2 separate regions of the Homo sapiens genome follow, and region 2 is linked to region 1. A link is a loop called in an ENCODE intact Hi-C map of the cell type or tissue named here. Cell type or tissue: PC-9. All regions are shown on one strand. Links, peaks and the distances in the headings refer to the core of each region. The heading gives the core; the rest is flanking DNA.

Evidence for each region. A loop is a pair of places that touch in the nucleus more often than their neighbours do. Peaks named below come from ENCODE experiments on the same cell type or tissue, not always from the same donor. Only the 100,000 strongest peaks of a DNase experiment are listed, where the experiment ranks them.
Region 2: it touches region 1 in a loop (6-fold over the local background); 2 of 110 quality-filtered maps call a loop at or near these places.

Annotation. Positions count from the first base shown.
Region 1 is chr7:46,031,414-46,034,331 of GRCh38, forward strand. No RefSeq gene overlaps it. Among named protein-coding and RNA genes, the nearest start is that of IGFBP3, 110 kb to the left of the region's middle. RefSeq lists an enhancer at 2,114-2,613. In PC-9, for the core only: no CTCF peak of the experiment used is centred there; DNase peaks (open chromatin) are centred at 1,158 and 1,728; H3K4me3 peaks cover 436 bases; H3K27ac peaks cover 2,500 bases.
Region 2 is chr7:46,144,272-46,147,189 of GRCh38, forward strand. It overlaps the pseudogene ZNF619P1. Among named protein-coding and RNA genes, the nearest start is that of IGFBP3, 220 kb to the left of the region's middle. In PC-9, for the core only: no CTCF peak of the experiment used is centred there; a DNase peak (open chromatin) is centred at 1,310; H3K27ac peaks cover 2,500 bases.

The DNA of each region.
Region 1 (2,918 bases), core at 173-2,672:
TTCTATACAATGTCTGGAATCTATAGGTAACATCAGTTGCTAGGTCAGGGGTCAAATTTTAACTACCAGGCTTAGGTCAGGCAGGCCCAGGCTGGTTTCTGGTCTAGTTCCTTGGTTTCGGGTCTGGTTCCTAGGCACCGGGCTACCTGCCTTTAGTTTTGCTTCTCTTTCCTTTTCTGAGTATAAAACAATATAAAACAATATGAGAGGGTCTATCTCTCTTCTCTCACTCCGAGTAAAGTCCTAACGTGGGTAATTTGTGTCTTCTTTCTTCTTTCCTTGGTTGGACCATGTAACAACATGCAGACTTAATTTTCTTTGCTAAACATGTATACATTTTTTCTACATATGCTTTATATGAGTTTTCAGTCTCTGAAATAGCTAGCAAAAATTAGGCCATAAAATCAATGAATACGATTTTAAATATATGATTTTCCTTTTGTAAACTGTAATGAGACACAATTAGATAAAAATGTCATTTTGAATTTTAGTCCCTATTGGTACCACTAATTATTATTATTTTGTTAATTTGTATTCAAGTGTAGAAAATAAAGGCATACAGCGACTTGGATCCAGGAAAAAAGATAATGCGATTGGAAGAAAATACACAGGCAATTTAAATCCAGCTGTTCTGAGCTTGAAATCCTTGAGTGTGGGAACAAATGATTTGTAGTCATTGAATTCTCAGATTTCAATTCATTACGGCAGAATTTGAGTGTGAGCTTGAGATGATCAAGGGAAAGTCTATAAGGGGAATTAGGATTACGTCAAAACGTTTGTAATGTTGGACAAAAGCAAGTTCCCAAGGCACAATTTTAGCTTCCTAAGTAAGTCTTTCTCTGAAGGACCTTAATTTAGGTATTTTTTTTTTTTGAAAAGAGTCAATGCTTTTAAAGTTAAGAAAGAAAAATTGTAGTTGTAGTTGGGCAGGATCAATAAGAATGTTAAAAATGGAAAAGTAAGCCAAAGTTAATATCACAATGTGATCAAAGCATAAAAATGTTTAAAGCCTTTTATGTGCTACTTCTGGGTCATCTGAATGCCAGGGCCAAGTCCAACCAATTAGCCAATACCATTGTGTAAACTATTTTTCCCGTTTCCTTTCTATATTTGCAGAGACTTAAAGTATGCTGTTTAACCCGAAACAATGATTCTTAATGGGTGAGGTCACAAGAGCCAGCCTCTTTGGTCGGATCCATTAACTAGAATGGGGTGGGTTTTCCATGATATGCAGGTGTTCGTAACTTGTGCATCTTGAGCACGGGGCCCAGACTGTTGATGACAAAGTATGTAGAGTGTTTTCAGAGATCGGATTTGATAACACTGCTTTGAGTCTGGACAGAAGATAAGGTGCCTTCCTTAAGTGGCTTTTTCAAATGATACAGAAGGAAGTGCATGGAAATGGGATGTGCAAGTTCCAGCTTTTCTACTCGGACCAAAGACTAGCCTGTTACCTTCTATGAACCTTAACTTTCTCACATGCGAAATGGGAGAACTCACTGTCACATGGCTGACCAGGGGCAGGTGCTCCAATGTTCATGCATCAACTCAGTGAGGTGTTGAAGGTGTACTCTGTGCCCTGCGCTCTTCCAGGGAGATAGTGGCAAGCAGGACTGTGGCCCTTTTTTCACCTCACTGAGTTTATGCTCTCACTGAGTGTGAGAAAGCGGAAAACAAACAAACAAAAAAAAACCCAAATAAATACTTAAGATATTTTCAGAGGTGACTCAAGACAAGTCAGACATGTGCCAAACTGGTGGGAAGAGCATTTTAAGTACAGGAAACAGAAACACCAAAGGCCCTGAGGCAGGAATATACTGAGAGTACATTTGGATTAGGTCAGTGGCTCTCATACTTTGCTGCCTTATTATCCCCTGGGGCCTTGCTAAAACTCTGAATCTCCACCCCAAGGTTTAGACTCAGCAGATCAGGGTTAGGGCCCGAGAATCTGCATTCTTCATTGGACTCCCTGGTGCTGCTGGCATTGGCTCCACATGTTGAGAAGCTTGGATTAGAGGAAAACACAGAAGTCTAGTTCGGCTGACTGGGAAGCAGCAGGTGGAGAGTTGGGTAGGGAGATCTGTGAGGGAGGGGCTTGTGCAGGAAGGAGTTTAGGTTTTACTGATTGAAGTGGGAAGCCATTAGAAAGATCGCCCTGGTGCTTTGTGGAGAACAGTTCACAGCAAGAAAGCAGGGAGACAGGTTAGGGGCTCTCGCAGCGATTTAGGCCAGCAGTTAGGGCAGGTTGGGCTAGTAGTAACAGTGGAGGTGGTTGTTTTCAGTTATCCCTTGGAAGTAGAGGTGTCAGGCCTTGCTGATGACAGGATCTGGGATGTGAAGGAGAGAAATGAGCCAAGGACAGCAACCAGATATGAAGCCTGGGCACCCTGCAGCTGGTCAAATGTGTGTAAGGACCATTGACAGTCATGTGGTGGGGCTGGGCCGGGGCTGTCTCCCTTCTCTCCCAAACACGGCTTGTAATAATATCAAGACATTTAAGGTGCGGTGAGGTAAGTCAACCAGGGGCTGGGCACTTTTCCTCTTTAAGACCCCAGCCTGCAGGTGGCCGGACCTTCTGCGAAGCTCCAGTTGACGAGTTAGTTTTTCTCATGTGGTTCAATGACAGGGACTGACAGACACATTGTTTTGACAAAGTCTGCTCTTTTTGCTGTAATATTCCTTCTCCACATCAGAGTTCTGAGGATGGATAGCTCTAATACCCACCCTTGGAGATTACTGGAGATAAATTTATGTGAGACAGTGTAACAGAGGAAAAAGCATGGTGTTTGGAATGCCAAACCTAGGATTGTATCTTTATTCCCTCCTCCAGACTGCAGGCATATTACTTAACTTCTCACTGTCTTCATTTTCTTGTTTGAAAAATAGAGATAATAATGTCAAGTGATTCGCAGCTTTTT
Region 2 (2,918 bases), core at 270-2,769, 110 kb after region 1:
GAAGATGGAGCAATATAATTACCTAATACAAACAACAGTGAGAAAACTGTGAGACAGTAACACAGATCTAACATTTGTACCATCAGAGTCCCAGAGGGAGGGCAATAAAAGGGTGGGGCTGAGAAACTAACTGAAGAAACAAAGGCTGAAAATGTCTCAGATTTGACAAAGAATGTAGAGCAACACTTTAAAAAAGCCGAGTGTTCTCCAAACAAGATAAGCCTAAATAATTACAAAACAAAACACATCATAATTGAACTTTAGAAAACTAAAGACAAAAAAAGAAAAAAAAAAAAAGCATTGATCCTTGGGCACCCATGGATGAAGAGGCTCCGAGAGATGCTGCATAGGTGGAAAAACCAAGACCAGGAGTGGGAACCAGATCCAAAGCTGAACATTTCAGAGGATCCTGAGTGTCAGATGTCCAGGGCAGCATTGCTGATGTTCCCCAGGACTCTGACCTCAGGGACGGTTCAGAGAAGCTGCAGCTGTACGACACAGGGAAGAAAACAAAATTAAAGAGCAGAGAATTTAGGGTTTTGACAGCCCAAGGTTATAACCCTCCACCATCTAAAGAGGAGATAGCCAAGAAATTGGGAAAAAGTGAAGTCAGCACACACCTCATTGCAATTCAGAGCATTGCTAGGATGCAGTTGTTCCATATATGTAGCAAATATTTCAACTGACATTCAGATCTTCACAAGCACCACAGGATCCCTGCTCATGAGAAGGTCTACAGTGGAAAGAAGATGGGAAAGGCTTCAGATATGGGTTGAAATAGTCATGGCACCAGAAAATCCACACTGGGAAGAAGCCCTGCTCACATCAAGCATGTAGACAATGCCTTCACTGGGCATTGGGAAGGAGGAAAGAAAGGAGGAAAGAAAGTCCTTCCTTCTGCAACATCAGAAACTTCATAATGGAGAGAAGCCCTAGAAATGTGGGGACTTGGGGAAAACCTTCAGATATAATGGAACACTTATTCAGCATCAGAGAACCCACACTGGGGAGAAACCCTTTGAATGTAAGGAATATGAACATGCTTTTCGGTTCATGAGTGTGCATTCACACTAAGGAGAAACCCTACAAATGTAAAGGGTGTGGGTGTAGTTTTAGTCTTCCTCTGTCCTGATTCAGCATCACAGAGTCTACAGGGAGAGAAATGTTATGAATGTAAAGAGCATGCAGGGCCTTCTGCCAGAGGTGGGTAATTCTTCAGCACCAGAGATTCCATGCTGGGAAACCGTCTGTGAACTTGGGGAATGCTGGCAAAGGCTCCCTGTGTCTCTTGCTTCACAGTGCAGCAAGGAACACACACTGGGGGAGAATTTCATGAATGCCAGGAATGTGAGAAAGCATCCAGTTGAAAAATCATCTAGGTTCTGCATCAGAGTTTGCACTGGGGAGAAACTTTATGAGTGTAAGGTGTGTGGGACAACAGCCTTCCAATGGGGCACAGCTTTCAGTTTTACTCAGCATCAAAAATTGCACTTTGGGAGGCCGAGGTGGGGGAATCACAAGGTCAGGAGTTCAAGACCAGCCTGGCCAAGATGGTGAAACTCCATCTCTACAAGAAATATAAAAATTAGTGGGGCACGGTGGCAGGCGCCTGTAATCCCAGCTACTCGGGAGGGGAGGCTGAAGCAGGAGAATCACTTGCACCCCGGGGGCGGATATTGCAGTGAGCCGAGATCGCACCACTGCACTCCAGCTTGGGTGACAGAGTGAGACTCGGTCTCAAAAAAAAAAAAAAAATTGCACAACGGGAAGAAAGGCACCCATGGTTCTGGGCTGCTCTTTTCTGTCCCCCTCCCCTTCTTGCCAATGCTTGTGGTCTGCCCCAGTTGTGACCCTCTCCCCTCCTCCCCACCTCTAGTGCCCCTTCTCCCTCTATGCCCCTTTTATGCTATTCTTTTCTTTTGAGTACATCTCCTTCAGGACCTTGCTTCCTCTGGAAGTCACTCCTCATAGCCTGAAAGCTTTGTCTCACTCCCTATGAACTCCTTTATGTTTTCATTACCCATCAATAATGGCCCAAAGTGAGCAGGGTTCTCACTGGTTTCCCATCATGTCTTTAATGACACTTTCCTGGTCTTGCAGAAGTTATTATCACTTTCCCAACTCCTTTTCAATTTCTCACATTAAAGACCACTTTTAATGACTCTGACTCTATCCCCTGGGAAGGAAATGGACTATCTATTTAGTTTGCCCTGCTTTGGGGGTTACTGGAGTTGGAAGAGTTTGTAGAAGATTTGGGGTTTTAGGAGATTGTGTCATCACAAGTCACAGACCATTGTAATTGGAGAAGCCTTCTGGAAGAGGCCATCAGAGAAGGCACCCAGTGGTTGCCCTCGGGATGGATGATGAGCCATTTGGTTGGTCAGGGGCAAGGCTCATTGTGCGGAACCGGAGTCTTGGTATTTTTAATTGCCCTCATAATTTTTATTACCAGTTATGAGTATCCTGGGTGACTATGTCATAGACCAAGAAAATAACCTCTGAACAGAATGTGAGTGATTAATTTAAAATTATGGCTTTAACTAGACTGGAAGGGAATGTGGTTTTTCTGTTTGGATTTCTTTTCTATTCTTATTCAGATGTCTGTTAACTTCAGTGTTCACTCCAATCCATAGATGCCAAGAGTGAAGTGGGCTGGGGCATTTCATTTCTAAAAGTACACATGGCATGGAGTCAGCAGCTTCACGCTGGGAAGTGCCCGAGAAAAGGGGAGGAGCGATGCACCCCTGGCCTGCTGAGAGGAGTCTGTGCCAGCCTCACTTCTGATGCCTCACAGCTCTCTGACACGATTGCATCCCCCAGATGCCTCACGGAGAAAATGTGAATTTGGGACTGGTGACACGTCAATTAATTTCACAACACCGGAAAGCACACTCAGGATGCTGGTCTTATCACGTGTT